Linked DNA regions of Mus musculus: region 1 is linked to region 2. Evidence: chromatin loops called from intact Hi-C (ENCODE). Cell type or tissue: gastrocnemius. All regions are shown on one strand.

Evidence for each region. Peaks named below come from ENCODE experiments on the same cell type or tissue, not always from the same donor. Only the 100,000 strongest peaks of a DNase experiment are listed, where the experiment ranks them.
Region 1: it touches region 2 in a loop (2.6-fold over the local background); 8 of 42 quality-filtered maps call a loop at or near these places.

What each region holds. Positions count from the first base shown.
Region 1 is chr6:24,564,395-24,572,394 of GRCm38, forward strand. Asb15 (ankyrin repeat and SOCS box-containing 15) reads left to right here. Exons shown (of 10, transcript NM_080847.3): 7 at 1-23; 8 at 1,525-2,095; 9 at 2,728-2,881; 10 at 6,225-8,000. The coding sequence ends at 6,382. Among named protein-coding and RNA genes, the nearest start is that of Lmod2, 29 kb to the right of the region's middle. In gastrocnemius, a CTCF peak has its summit at 4,762; a DNase peak (open chromatin) is centred at 693; H3K4me3 peaks cover 1,745 bases; H3K27ac peaks cover 3,259 bases.
Region 2 is chr6:24,624,258-24,632,257 of GRCm38, forward strand. Wasl (WASP like actin nucleation promoting factor) reads right to left here. Exons shown (of 11, transcript NM_028459.2): 5 at 5,668-5,691; 6 at 2,437-2,605; 7 at 797-839; 8 at 1-132. Among named protein-coding and RNA genes, the nearest start is that of Lmod2, 30 kb to the left of the region's middle. In gastrocnemius, a CTCF peak has its summit at 3,600 (motif pointing left); a DNase peak (open chromatin) is centred at 3,593; H3K27ac peaks cover 899 bases.

The sequences.
Region 1 (8,000 bases), 60 kb before region 2:
GCTGCCTATGAGGGACATTATCTGTAAGTAAGATATTAAGGTGATCGCTTTAAGTTATAAAAACACTAAGGCGTGTGTACAGTACAATCTCTTGTTATATGATATTCCCCAAATCTCAAAGGGAAATAGCCACACATATTTTTTTATTTCAATGCTTGGAAATGATTTCATAGCTTTCCCCCTTACATTATATACTCTTGATTTTCCAAGAATGCATTTATAATATTCTTTATATAAAAAGTATTCATGTAGAGGAATAAAGTTGTAATAGATTTCTTCTTCACCAACTGGCATTTCTGTATTAAACAAAAAAAAAAAAAGTCCAACAAATGACTACAAAGTCTCTGAACATTTTGCCATTGACTGAATGTTAGAATTTGTAATGCTACTGTGTTGTACTTCAGTTACTTCCTAGCATTGCAGGATGTATACAATACTATAATGGTGAATATATTGGTAAATAGAAACGATTCGTTGTAACTTAGATTGAGTGGAATTTTTCAACAGCAAAATGTTATAAGCAACACAGCCATAGAAGCCTAGAATCACAACATTATACTACCCACTAAGAGGAAGTGGTTTTAAGAAATTAAAATTATGACACAAGTTCAAAAACTTTGAGTCAGCTTGGCTTTCTTATTTCTGGTAGCCACACTGGCATAGTTAAGGGACCAGTGACGCATAATTGATGTGAAGTGACATGTTGTTAAAGTTTACCTGGATTTACTCCCAGTGTTCATAAATTCACACATGATAGCTCTGAATTAGGCACAGGAGATCAAGTTATCATTGGTTGTGGCTCTCCTGAGTGTCTACATGGTTAGTGAAGTGTGAAATTCACAAGCATTCATCACATGTATTTAGAAACATGAGCTAGGAACAATTATTTCATCTGGATGGATTCAAGTTTGATAGAATACTGAAGATTCTGCTTTTCACTAAGTATTCATCGTGAGCTATGCAGGAGACATAACGTGCATGGGCAATTTTAGTAGATGGCTTAAGAATCAATGAAATAAAAAGAATTAATAAGAATCAAAAGATTAAAATGCCATCCCTTCCTTTCACATGGAACATAGGACCTTGGACAAGTCCTGTTCCTCCTTCAGCCTTTATGTTGTTCATCTTTAAATGAAAGGGTTCTGCTTATACTGTGCAGGTCATTTGCCAAGATTGCATGGTTTCTAATGGTTAGGAATATGCAGTGTGCTTCTACGCCATCACAGGCGATGACTCTCTTTGGCAATTTTGCCATCACATCCATTGATTTACAAACATGGAAGATCCAGGGTGTTCCTTGGGAATTTTTAGCATGGGAAACTAAATCAGAACTCAACTAAATCACAGTAAATTAAACAGGAGTCTCTTGGCTCACAAAGGCTAAATAAGTCTCACAAAGTCATGTAGAGGAAATATGGAAAACTGAACAAAGTGAATTCACTTGTCCAATGAGAAAGTTTTATTTAGCTATTTGATGTTCTTTATGCAATGGGGGTATTTAAAAAGGTTTCATTTTTCCTCTAGTGCTCTGAAATACCTTATCCCAGTAACATCCAAACATGCAATTCAGAAAAGCGGCCTCACTCCAATTCACTCAGCAGCAGAGGGACAAAACGCCCAGTGCCTTGAATTGCTCATTGAGAATGGTTTTGATGTTAATGCCCTGCTTGCCGACCACATTTCCCAGAGTTACGATGATGAGAGAAAGACTGCGCTATACTTCGCCGTCTCCAATAATGATATCCACTGCACAGAAGTCCTTCTGGCTGCAGGTGCAGACCCCAACTTGGATCCCCTCAACTGTCTCCTTGTGGCGGTGAGGGCCAATCGACATGAAATCGTCCGGCTGCTTCTCTCCTATGGGGCTAACGTCAATTGTTATTTTATGCATGTGAATGACACTCGCTTCCCCAGTGCCATTCAGTATGCCCTAAATGATGAGATTATGCTGAGGCTCCTGCTGAATAATGGTTACCAAGTGGAGCTATGTTTTGACTGCATGCACGGAAACATCTTTGGGAATTCATTTGTGTGGTCAGAGACTGAGGAGGAGGGACTGCCAGGGTGGACATCATGCATAATAAAAGATAATCCGGTGAGTTCCTTTCCTTCTTCTTTCAGATCAGTACCTCAACTAATTTTTCTCAGGAATCTTGACATTTTGATATTCTTAACCCTTTTGATTTATTCATTGACTGCCAAATTTGATCAAGAGTATGTTGCTTATACATTAGCAAGATTTTGCTGAAAGGACCCAGATGTAGCTGTCTCTAGTGAGACCCATAAAATGTCATTACATTTAAGGATGTTAGAGCAAAGAAAGTAAATGTTGATTTATATGCTTCTCTGTCTTCTTATTACTGTAGACAACTAAGCATAAAGAGGCCCAGGAATCAAGGCTACTTCTTTTCTTGAGTTAGAAACACAGTGTCAAATAATTTTAAAATGCAATCATTCACCTGTGCCCACTTGGTGGAGTATTAGGAATAGAGAGAAAAAAATCATCAAGGTCATGTTCACTGTGATCCCAACAGAAGCATGAAAGTGCATCTAGTACTATTAGTTCAAAGTAACAATAGTTCAAATGGCATTGCTTTTTCATTTTTTAATCATAATCATGAATAGTTTCTTTCTTGTAAAAGGACAAGGAGTAACTTTTCATATAGTACTGGTCATGCATATGATACATTAAAATACCACTGAATTAACTGTTATCATTTTTCTCAGTTCTGTGAGTTTATTACAGTTCCGTGGATGAAGCACCTGGTGGGCGGCATTGTCCGCATACTGATAGATTACATGGATTACGTCCCTCTGTGTGCAAAACTGAAGTCTGTGCTAGAAGTACAGAGAGAATGGCCAGAAATACGCCAAATAATAGGTAAAAACAGATATTTCCTTTACTTTAAATTTTATTTGCTTAGTGTGTGTGTGTGTGTGTGTGTGTCTGTGTGTCTGTGTGTCTGTGTGTCTCTGTGTGTGTGTTGGTGTGAATGTTAATATGAGTGTGTTTTTCTATTCTCAAAGAAGCTTACAATTAGCAATGACAATACCAGCTCTGAACATCCTTCTCACACAGAAAACTTGGTATGGAAATGTCAGTTCCTACAAAAAGAAATACTAAGTGATGGTTCCAGATCTGAGGGAGGAAATTTGTAAGAATGAACCTGGAGCTTCTGCCCAGATCAGGCAGCCACGAAACTCAGTGGCCATCAGAACTGGGTCAGAGGCGTCCCAGAGCCATCCTAAAGAGACTCTCAGGGGCCAAACAGGACCATTCAAGTTTCAAAAACTCAGTTGTTTCAATGAGTAACACTAATGTGTCCAAAATGTCTAAATATATGATGCCTTAAAACCTGATCATTTCAAAGAGTTTATAAAAAAAATCAACTTATCTTGAAATTTGTTAGAAACACGTAAGCCATTTTTCTGCCTTGTTTATGTGAAACATGTCACAAGTAACCAGAAATAGATGAGCAAAAACAAAAACAAACAAACAAACAAACAAACAAAACAAAACAAAATGAAAAAACTCTTTATGAAGTGTCGCAAATAATATATACAAATTCATATAACTATCATTTTATACCCTGAATAAACAAATGGGTGTGTTTGTTATACCTTGGCTATTGCCAGTATCATATGGTGGAGGTCCCAGAGAAGAGAAATTTGCCAGAGATCAGACATAAGTAGGATCAATCTCTGGATTCAGCTACCAGCTTTCACAGAACAGAAGAGACAACAGGAAATGGAGCTACATCCTGGCAATACATTCCAACCATGGGAAAACATAGAAATGTGGGCTCTTTAATAATTAATTGACATGATAAAAATGAATAGAGGAAGAACTTAAAGATCATATAATATTCAGACAATATCCCGTAACTTTTTAACCCTCTAGCCAAAGGAGAACCCCAGACCATGACATCTGTTGTTGACTGCTGACCTGCACATGCACACACTCACTCACTTCACTGCCGCACTCATGTGGCACACACACGCAAGCCCAGCAAAATGAAACATTAGGGGCTATTCGCTTCAATGTTAAAAGTGACCACATTTTGTTATACTTGATTATAAATTTTAAATTAACCTTCTTTGACTACTAACACAAAGGCATATGCCTGTAATCCCAGCATTGGGGGGCCAAGTTCACATTTTTTGTCGGTCCTATAATTAATGTAGGGACAGATCACTTAGATGATGAGACTTCGAAAGGGCTGATTGCTGAACAAGTGAGAACCATGGTGGCTTATGGGAGAAGGAAGAATGAAGGTTGGGAGGCTGTGCAACCATCTTCTGTGGCTGACGAAGCTCTATTTCATAACCTGTGATGTAGGCGAAGATGGTCGTCTACTTGATACTGCCAAGTGCATTGGAACTATGTGTGTATGTAGTTAGTTAGTCCCATGTTTTAAATTTTCAAAACCAAAAGCCTTAAACGGTTTGTCTGAAACACCACTAAAGTACAAATAAGTTAATTCTCCAAAGTTCTGGGCATAACCCCAGAGCCAGGGGTTGAGCCTTGTGTGTCTTACTCCATAACAGTGGCTTTCTCTGCAGTAACTGCTGTTATATAAGTAGCGCAAGTTTTTCTAGGAACTGAGAAGTAATGATCTACGTGAACCTCTGTAAATGAAATTCTAGTTGTGGTGGATTTTGAAAGACACCCCAGGCAAGAGTGAAGTTAGGACGCTTTTCTGTGATTTCAGTGTTTTTTTTCTGCAGCAGCTTGATAGCTGGTTGCTGTGAGCCTTGTAAGCCACTGGATGTCAGGGTTCTCCTAGCTCTAGGCAAGGTGGTTTGTTTGTTAAGGCACAAAATAAAATTGCAATCTTATAGAACGTGGGAAGGTACGTATTTTGATCATGATCTTTTTGCCTCATGTTTGTAGAAAATGGCCTAACTTATTTTTTGAGATGGGGTTTTGCTCTGCAGCCCAGGCTAGTCTGAAATTCTCTCTGTATCCAGGCTGACCTCAAACCTATGACCTTCCTGCCTTGCCCTCCAAATGTGGGGATTATAGGTACATGCCACCAAGGATAACTTTGTTTTAACATTAAAATAATGTAGTTTGAAATATTATAATCGAATGTAGCAAAAGGTGATCACTTTCATCATTGAAGTGAACAGTCTCTAATGTTTCTTGTTGTTGTATTTGTGTTTGTGTTTGTGTACATATGAGTGTAGCAGGTCAAGTGAATGTGTATGTACGTGTGTAGGCCAGAAGTGAACGTCAGGTGTCATTCCTTGGAGTTGGAGGGGAGGTTCTGATTAGGTAGTCTAGCTGGCCAGTGAGCTTCCAGTAACTTCCTGTTTCTGCCTCCCTAATGAACTCTTGAAGAGCAAACATATTAGCTACTGAGCTGCCCCTGTCCCCCAACATTTATTGAATGTTATAGCCCAGTGTGTCAAAGGTTTTCCTAGTAATTTATATGAACTATTTAGCCTTCAGACAATCCTATGAAGTAGGCACTATTGTTACCCACCTTACGTAAACAAGAATACTAATTATAGGAGTTAAGGTCCTGTGCAAGGTCACACAAAGTAACACAGGCAGGGTGTTAATCCCAGCTGACTGAATCCAGAGCCAGTGTTTACTTGTGTCCTTGTTCTATGCTGCCCCTTCATGGGTTCTTTTTGTTGGCATAAAACATCAGTGTTATAATCCTAATAAAGAGTAAGAGGTTGAAAAGTATACTTCCCATCACCAGATAAGTGACTGTTAGTGTCTAGTGTGTTGCAGACACTGGACACAGGCCTCAGATTGAATTGTGAATGATTTATGAAATTGTCCAGTGGTGTTTTAATTATTAATAATTAGTGATAATTATTCATCAGAAAAAATAGTAGAAAAGAGAGCAAATAAGGAAATACATCTATATAATATTTAGTTCTAAAACAAAATAATAAAGGAGAAATGTAGCGCCATTTGCTATTTAACATCCAATCCATTTGTTTATTTAACAAACTGGACACCTATCAGGAGCCAGACTTGCTCCTGGCCCAGATGCAGACGGAATCCCTGTCCTTGTGGAGCGCAGCTCCGGAGGGGAGGCAAGGGCTAGAGGACTTAATTGAAATGTGAATTGAGGTCAGCGTCATCAGCTGCTAACGTGCATATTTTCAGAGATACACAGGGTGCTACTCTGAGACAATCTGTACCTAGCGTGGGAAGCCAATAGGACTTTTAAACTTTCTGCTTGTTTCCCCGTTTATTTTAGAGAATCCTTGCTCCCTAAAGCATCTGTGCCGATTAAAAATTCGCCGAGTTATGGGACTGCAGCGACTCTGCCAGCCAGCCTCCATACAGATGCTTCCTCTCCCGGCGGCGATGCGAAGATACTTATTATTTAAAGAGTTTGACCTCTACGGACAGTAGCTAAAGTTAATATAACTTTAAAATTATATTTTAAAATGTGATTCTTAAAGCATTTTTTTTTAACTGTGATTCCCCTAGAGAAGTCACTGGAATCATTTTGTATTCTTATTTTGTATTCTTAAGTGTATTTTAACACCACTGAGAATCTCGTAGCTATGTCGTGTCCCTATGGGAAGATCATGTACACTCTTAAAGACTTTTAGGCTGCTAAGATAAGTAATATGCTGTATTTTCATTTCTATTGATTGTCCTCAGTTGTTACGAGTCTTCATATTCTCCCTATCAACTGAATATCAATATTGAGAGTCTAGGCTTAAAAGGTAAATAACCAGTTTCTCACCACCACCACCCCTGCCCCACAAACATGCCAGCTGCTGCCCTACCTATTATTAGAACCCCTGCTCTAGAAGAGCTCATTTATGCATGCAGATTCACCCTGTAAGCCAGCCTCTCCAGCGCTCCTTGGCTCAGTCCCTAACAACTTCCTTGCGGCTAAATTCTATAAACAACTTTCGCTCCCCTTCCTGTTGATTCTTGCGGCACTAACTCAGTTTCCTGTTAGTCCTCAGGTTTTACCATACTGATAGGCTGCTCTTTTCCCTCTCCGTCCTCCCCCTCAACCTCCCTGCCTCTGCTTCTCTAGGCTGCTCCTCTTCCTGCAGGCCTCTAGAGACAGGTCCTCTGTCCTTTTCTGATACGCTGTGTTCTCTGGAAAATTCCATTCACTAGCCTTGGTTGTGATCAGTCTGCTGGGGACCATGATGTTTACAGCTGAAGTTCAACTTTTTGTCTCCTATGCTTCAGACCTGTTCGACATTGACGTAATACATTTCTAAACATAAAGGTATCTGTAGTTCAACGCGTCCTCAAATCCTTCCTTCACAAAACACTTGTCTCTTACATTCTGCAGTTCAGTACTAGCACAGGCAATTCTGTTTCCAAGTGAAAAAGACTTGGCATAAGTCTCGACACATACCCCCACCCCTATTTTCTCACCCAGCATGCCAACTCAGCAAATGCCACCGAGTTTCTCTCTTAAATCCACCGTTTCCTGCTCAGTCCCACAAATTCCACTGTACATCTGACTGTGTTCTTCCTCCTACTGAGACAATACAGTGCCGCTTCCCCGACTTGCTCTCCTAGCCTTTCTTTTTCCCAGTTCCTTACAGAGTCCACACACAGCACTTCAGAATGAACTTTCAGAGACTTTAATATAGCTCATTCCCTTGCTGAAAATCACTCCCTATTATTTTGGGATAAACATCTCAAATTCTCCCAAGACCTCCACGCTTTAACTGCCCTACCCATATCCTCTGTAGCCTATCTGCATATCCCCTCCCCCTTTTGGCAACGTCATTGCTACACATCTTCTACAGCAATTCCCAGACTTTATGGTTTTATAAGACCAGAGGTTTTCATTTTATTATTATTATTATTATTATTATTATTATTATTATTATGGTCCTCTTTCTAAAGGATACCACCTGTTATCAACAGTTCAGTTTTAAAGGGGGTTAGTCCTTAAAATGCTAGAAAGCAAGACATGGTAAGCTCACTCATTTAAATGGATTGACTTTAGTTTTGAAAAGATGGACCATGCTATTATCTCTTCACTGAC
Region 2 (8,000 bases):
AACAGCTTCTACACCTCCTGTTTTTTCAATAAAGTCATAAATAACTTTTGATGTTTCTCTGTCTTTAAGCTGGGCCTCAGAGATCCCACACATATCAAAAAGATTCTTTAATTCTGGATCCAAATTATTTAGCTACAACAGATAAAACAACTTCTAAGTAGGCAATTGTGTTCAAAACAATCATGGCAAAACTTATAATTTACCTGTGTCCTTCTGAAATTAAACTCAGACTTTTAAAATGGTTATGTGATTTAAATGCTAACACTAAATTTTCTATTATGAAAGATAAACATGAGAGATTTTCTATTGTATTTCATCTCTCTTCCACGCTGTCAAAGAGGGCATTCTATTCATATTTTTATTAACCCACTCAATACCAGTTCTTGTGTTCATCTATTCCACCTCTTTGCTGTGCCCAGAGGTCCTTGGTAGTACCTCAAAGTTTAATCTCAGTTTAGAAACAAACTGGGTTATTTTATAACTAGATACTAAGAATTTGTACTTATTTTTCCAAAATTTGATATTCTTCTGAGATCATTACTTAAAAAAAAAAAAAGAAAAATCACTTTTTTCTCTATGCATTCAAAGCAGAAAATGAAGGAATACAAAAATTTTCCCTTAAAGGACTTAGCAACTATGACAGAACAATACTATGAATTCAAACCTCAGCAGCATATAGCACATTCAAATTCTAATAAGCAATATTTTAAAAACTGTAAATAAAAAAGTCCAAGATAAGCCATAGCATTCCTATATATTTTGAGCAATAGGAAATATAGCTTAAAAAGATACTTACATCAAAACCTGTATTTGGATCCCATCCAACATGCCCAATGTGCCTAACATGGAAAACAGATAAAATTAGAAAACAAATGCAGACAAGGGCTTGTGAAATAATGCATAAAGATACTTGAGATGTGCTGCATACAGCTCAATTTCTTTTGCTTCTAGACAAGTCTTACAGGTATCCTCCTGCTGATTATACATCAAAGTGGAAAAAAAATCCCTTTATTTTCAAGAATTAAATAAAAAAATAATTACATCTAATTTTTTCAGATAGAAAAGTAAACTGTCAGATTTATGACACAAGACTGGCTTGTTGTATACATATGCCTACAGACTTGGAATTCTAGGCCAGCTTGGGTGACCCAGAAGATACAACTGTCTCAAGATGTCTCCAACCATTAGAAAGGACTACACATGGGTGTTCTTCCCTGGAAGCCAGCTCCTTTGGAGTTCTTACTTTTTCCTAATCCATTCATTCTCTCTGTGCAAAATAGAAACAACAACAATAACACAAAAACCCCACCAAATTCCCAAAACAGATGAACATATACATGGTTCCCATATTTTGGATATATGTTCCCCATAGGTTCATGTATTGGAACACTCTGTTCCTAGCTGGTGGTGTCATTGGGAAGGTGGCAGAACCTTTATGAGGTAGAGCCTTGCTAGGAGCATGTATCTCTGGTGACAGACTGTTTTATAGCCCACCCCCACTTCCTGTTCTCTCTGCATCCCAATGCCAGGCGGCTCTCATACTCCTATAGCCAAGCTTCTCCATCACGATGGCTGACCTCCTCTCTAGAAAAGAAACCAAAATAAACTTACTCCTGTAAGTTGTTTTTATGTTGACTCTTCTACCACAACAACAGAAAACAAAGAACCTCGTTTTTTTATTAGATATTTTCTTTATATACATTTCAAATGCTATCCTGAAAGTTGCCTATACTCTCCCTCTACTACCCTGCTCCCCTACCCACCCACTCCCACTTCTTGGCCCTGTTATTCCCCTGTACTGGGGCATATAAAGTTTGCAATACCAAGGGTTCTCTCTTCCCAGTGATGGCCTACTAGGCCATCTTCTGCTACATATGCAGCTAGAGACACAAGCTCTGGGGTTACTGATTAGTTCATATTGTTGTTCCACCTACAGGGTTGCAGACCCCTTTAGCTCCTTGGGTGCTTTCTCTAGCTCCTCCATTGGGGGCCCTGTGTTCCATCTTATAGATGACTGTGAGCATCCACTTCTGTATTTGCCAGGTACTGGCATAGCCTCATACGAGACAGCTATAACAGAGTCCCTTCAGCAAAATCTTTCTGGCATATGCAATAGTGTCTGGGTTTGGTGGCTGATTATGGGATGGATCCCCACGTGGGGTAGTCTCCGGATAGCCCATCCTTTCATCTTAGCTCCAAACAACAAGAACCTCTTAAACCAAAATTGTATAAGAAGCTAAAAATTCAGAGCAGTCCAGAGTACACAAAAAGAATGAAGATCAAGCTGGGTGCAGTAGTGCACACCTGTAATCCCACATACTGCTCTGAAAGCTGAGGCCGAGGATCCCAAACACAAGGCCAGCCTAGGCAGTATAGCAAGATCAGTTTTTTTACTTTTTTTTTTTAAATGATGAGAACACAAAAGATGAGTCTTACTGGAAATTACTTGGTGTTCCAATATCTGCCTTGGTTAATCTCTTCTTTTTAGCTTTTCCTTTCTTCTTTTCTTTGGTGTGGGAGATGTTGTTGACTTGTGAACCATAAAATCTATTTGTTGTGATTTCTGGATTTTTTATGTCAACTGTAGCCATGGGTAGATTGGGACCTACAAAGAGAGTCAAAATGGTATGAGAGGCATATAATTTATGAAAATAATTTTATGGAATCATAACTTATAACTTACTTAACCTATGGCTGCTTACTTACAACTTAATATTAAATCTTATAAAGTACACTGATCTATATATAAAACTTAACTAAAGTGATCCTTTGTTGTTTTTTATTGTAATTCTGATAAAATGATATATATAGCAGAAAAGCTATATTTCAACCTATTTACCTATAATTTATTTAAAAAGCTATAAAATTTTTTTGCTAACACTCCCCCCCAAATTGCCAGACTTAAGTCCTCTAATCTTTTCCCAAGAGTATATATGAAAGTTGGCTATCTGAAGGCACAAAGCCTTTAATTATATAAAAATATTTAAAGTGCAAGAAATTCTAACACTGAGAACTGCAAAGATCGAATGGTAAGAGCACCTAAGGACTTTAGAGAATGTTAGTAATATCTCTAGGAGTGAAACTGAATGATGCATTCTACAACACATTCAACTTAAAAATTCTTATCATCTCCTGAACTTTGTCAACACATTCTTTAATATACAATTCTCTGACAAGTTCTTCTCTCAGGCCAAGTTTCCTTTGAGTTCATTACATTAATGACAATTTTCAAAATGTTTCAAAATATCACTACTAGTGATAGGAATCAAAGCTGAGACTTTTGCATTGGTTTGAATCTTTTTTTAGAGATTTATTTATTTATTTTATGTATATGAGTACACTGTAGCTGTACAGATGGCTGTAAGCCTTCATGTGGTTGTTAGGAATTGAATTTAGGACTTGCTCCGATTGGCTCCGCTCGCTCCAAAAGAGGGCATCAGATCTCATTATGGGTGGTTGCTGGGATTTGAACTTGGGACCTTCGGAAGAGCAGTTTATGCTCTTACCCACTGAGCTATCTCCCCAGCCCATAAAGTGTTTTTTTAAAAAGATTTGATAAGCTAACAGAGCAAACCATTGGTAAGGTATCCACTGCCACCTAGTGGTGACACTTCAAAACGCAGTAAAGCTAAAATATCAAAGCTATTGCTCTCTACAATGGAGAGAGCAAAACTTGCTGGACTAAAAAAGCCAAAAAGAAAACTCCCACAATGCACCTCATCACTCACTACTATATATGTGATATGTTGGTATACTATATATCTTTATAAGTTGAAAAGGACGAATATATTGGCAATACTAGCAGCATGATTTTGCCCTTTAACAGTACTATGAAAAAATAGAAACAAAAAACCTTCCTCATTTATTTAATAAAAATAAGTTAGTACTACTACACCAAAGGCTAAAACTATAAAACTAAAAACTTAAGCAGCCTTTAATGGCAACACTCAGGAGGCAGAGGCAGAGGCAAGTGGTTCACTGTGAGTTCATGGCCAACCTGATCTACAAGTAAATTCTAGAAAAGTCAGGGCTGTGTAAACAGACAGTCTCAAAAACAACCACCAACTCACCTACCCAAGAACAATCTAAGAAAGACGTGAAAATTGTGAGTAACTCAGTAGGAATATTCAAACTGTATCACAGCAACTAGGTGCCTATTTACAAATAAATGTTGGGCATATTGAAATATGTTTCCAAATTTTTTAATTATATGATTCACGCATCTATTAATATTTCAAGTTATTTTTTCAAAATTAGATGCCCCCCCCCCAAGGCCTTTACAACTAGTACTCAATATGTGCATACCAAACACAACACAGGAACATCCCAACATTACAATACTGACATCTACTAAGAGAAACTTCTAAACTGCATTAAAGGCTCATAGATGAACAGTTCAGGGCTCAGCTGTTTCTTTCGCCTCTGCCACATACCAGATTCCTATCTTGAGATGTGTTACTCATTCTCTTCTAAGCTGGGCTCTCCTTTAGTCATCTAACATAACAGTGACTATGGCCTACTCATGAGTCAGGCCACTTGGGGAAGAACTTTCCCCCAATCTTAATAGTGAAACAATTTATTTATATATGCCTATTTTTTTCATCTATTACCCAGGAGTAAAACAGGAGCTACTTCAAAAGATTATTGAACAATGCCTGGCAGGTGGTAAATGACAATAATTTAACGTTTATTGATCATTATGCTAAGCATTTTGATTATCTTTTATATCCCCCAATAGCCCTGTAAGTTATTATTAGTAATATTTTCACGCAAAAGACAAATATATCAAACTTTGGTACAGAATAAACAATATTGAAGGCAATTACTCATTAAAAAATTAAAAGGCTAAATAATAATACATCTGTCTGTGGTTCATCTTTTGTATCTGGAAAATAGACTTAAGCTCAAAATTGAAAAGCAATCCATTTTTGTGTAAAGAGCACAGACCTCAATAATTACCAACAGTCATTCTACATTAAAAACTTTGTATTATACAAATTTCCCTGAATAATCTTTTTAAGTTCTGAGGGAAGATTTGGGATGCATTTAAAAATCAGCAACTACATGCCCTCTTATGATTAAGGTTCTTGAAGCAATCGGAATTTACAAGGCTCACATTCAAATGTGATAAAAGCGATGGGTCCTCTCTCCAGAAAAAAACACATGGAGTAGGAGGAAAGCAGAATTTATTCATCACATTAAAGAGTTCATTACCAAACTCAAGAGGGGTTGTATGCAAGTACAGTTAGCACTAAACACATTTTCATGCTTAAATTCTCATTTTAAAAAGTGTGTCATGTAACACATGACAAATATTAAAATTATGTTACAAAGAAAGTGTTTTAAAATCTTGAAAAGAAATGAACATATACACCAAATAAAACAGAATACCTTTCAGAAAGACTCAAGCACATGCCGATTCTAAACAACAAACTTGAGAGTACATAGAGAATAATAATACCCACCTTCACACTACACCTTTGCTTCATGTTAGGAAACAAATTAAGAACAGTACATTTCTAAGTTTTGCCTATCATTCCACAATTGAAAATAAGAACAAATTAGTCTATTTTTTATCATAACCATTAAGTATTAATACATAAACATATTTCTATAAGAATTAAATTGTAATTTAAAAAAATTTGTGAATAATCATCAAAAACTTACCATTTGGAGCATCTCGTCTTTTTTCTGTTAGAATTAAAAATAAAACCAGCATTAAAAGCAGACATATATATCTAACAAAAGTAAAATCTTTATAATATACTTCATTTAAACTCTTACTCTTGAGGTAATGTGTAGATGATTAAGGGATCTTTCTGAAAAAGATAAGTATGAAGACATCCAAATAAAAGAAAAAAACTTATTCAGTATGTATGAGGGATGCCATAAAGACCGGAGTCGAGGACACAGGGAAAGGAGCTGGTTAACAAGTTTATCAGGGATTTGTCACATGGAAGGCTGTGACCTGGAGTAGTCCTGAGGTGGGAGGACAGTGACATGATAGAATCTACACTCAAAGTACTGTGTGCAGAGATAGACAGCAGCCTAAGAAACTAATGCTCTGTGAGAGTAGCTGTTAATGACAACCAAGCCACGGTTTATACAAAGAACCAGAGGGTAGCTCCTGAGTAAGGGACTAACACGTGAACAGAGAGATCTTATTAGAAAAGGAAAATAGAATAAATATTTATGAATGGATGGGTAGGGTTTTCTGGGAGGATCCAGTGGGGATGGGAAGGGTAGTGGGAGGGAATATGGGGAGAGACAGGTAAAATTAAGGGGCATTTGAGGGGTACACACACACACACACACACACACACACACACACACACGCACACACACACACAGGTCTAAAATGAAATCACTGAATAATGCAAGAGACAATGACACTTCTCCCAAAGCAAACTTCAACAATTTTTTGTTTGTTGGAGGCCGGTTTTCAGGGTTAGTTAGCACTGTCTGACCGAGAAATGTCTACGTTGGTCAGGCTGACCAACAAAGTCATAGAACTCTCCTACATCTGCCTCCCAAGTGCTTAGATTATAGGCATGCACAGCCATGATTGGCTGGTTTAAAGAATTTTAAACAAATATAATTTTCACATATTTTTCTAATATAGACTTTTCTGAAATTATAAGAGAAATATTAGTGACTAGTGCATTAAAACTATCAGCTTATAAATAACAAACCACATTGTAACGCTTAAAATTGGTGGTTAAATTAAAAATCCTACCAATGGAATACATAGATGTAACATTCCATCTTGTAATCAGATGTAGCAACACTATGATCATTTAAAGGAAGCAATTTCTACACTATCAATCTATAGTTTTCATAGTGACATTAATCTCTGCATGCAAAGTTATCCCTTAAATATAAAATCCACTGAGATAAATAAAAGTTTTTAGAGCAATTTCTGAAGACATATATCCTCGGTTGGAAGTCATTTAAGTGAAAAAAATCAGCAAAGTTTGGCTGAAAAAGAATCTGAGGCTCCTGTGAGACACCTGCTAGCAATGTTAACAGACAGTGTTAATTAATATGTAGAATGTGGGATGTCTTAGCAGCATAGGAGCACTCACCCTACAATGAGGAGCGCAGTGTTCACATCCCTACTGAAAACGACATAGAACTCAGGAAAATTAAATCTATAACTGAATTTCAGAACTACAAAAACATGGACCCAGTAACACTAAAGAGACAGCCTTGGAGAGAGAAAAGGTTACAGATGGTCTATAGTGACGGGAAGATATCAGGTCAATCTGTTACTAGCTAGTCATGTGGCTAAGGTAAAAAAAAATTGAATAAAAAAGGAGGAGACAGGGTTTGACAGAGTATGAAGAGCCAGCCAACAGTGACCATCTCGGCTGTATTCTTAAGGCCATGTTCTCTGTGCAACTGAAACACTTTACCTAAAAGTATAGACAGCCACTATATGCAGGGGGGAATTCCTACACTACATAAAAGTTATCGTAAACTTAACTGTTTCAAATAAATTACTTTAAACAACTGTTTTCAATTCCTTTTCACTTCAAAAATGTCACTTATTCTAATGGATCTCACAAAAATCCACTAGATAACCATCACAAATTGTCACTAGAAACAACTCTCAAGACTCAGAGAGATGCCACAGTGGACAATGGTGCTTGCCTGGCAAGTGTGAGGCCCAGAGTTAGGATTCCAGAACTCATGGAGGGCTTTGCAGGTGGCAGGCAGGGAAGCCCAGAATAAGCAGGCTAGCTGCATGAGCCACAATTGGCTGCCTCTAGCTTCAACCAGAGACCCTGACTCAATATAGAACAGCAATCAAGGATGAAACACAAGATCACATGACACCACTTTCATGCCTCTACACACCAGACCTACTTGAGCACACACACACTGTGGGCATCAGGGGAGGGGATGGGGGAGGGGGAGAGGGAGAGGGAGAAAATGAGAGACTGAGAGAGGAAGAGCGGGAGGAGTCCCAGTGAGGATCTAGTATTCAGAGCATAGCA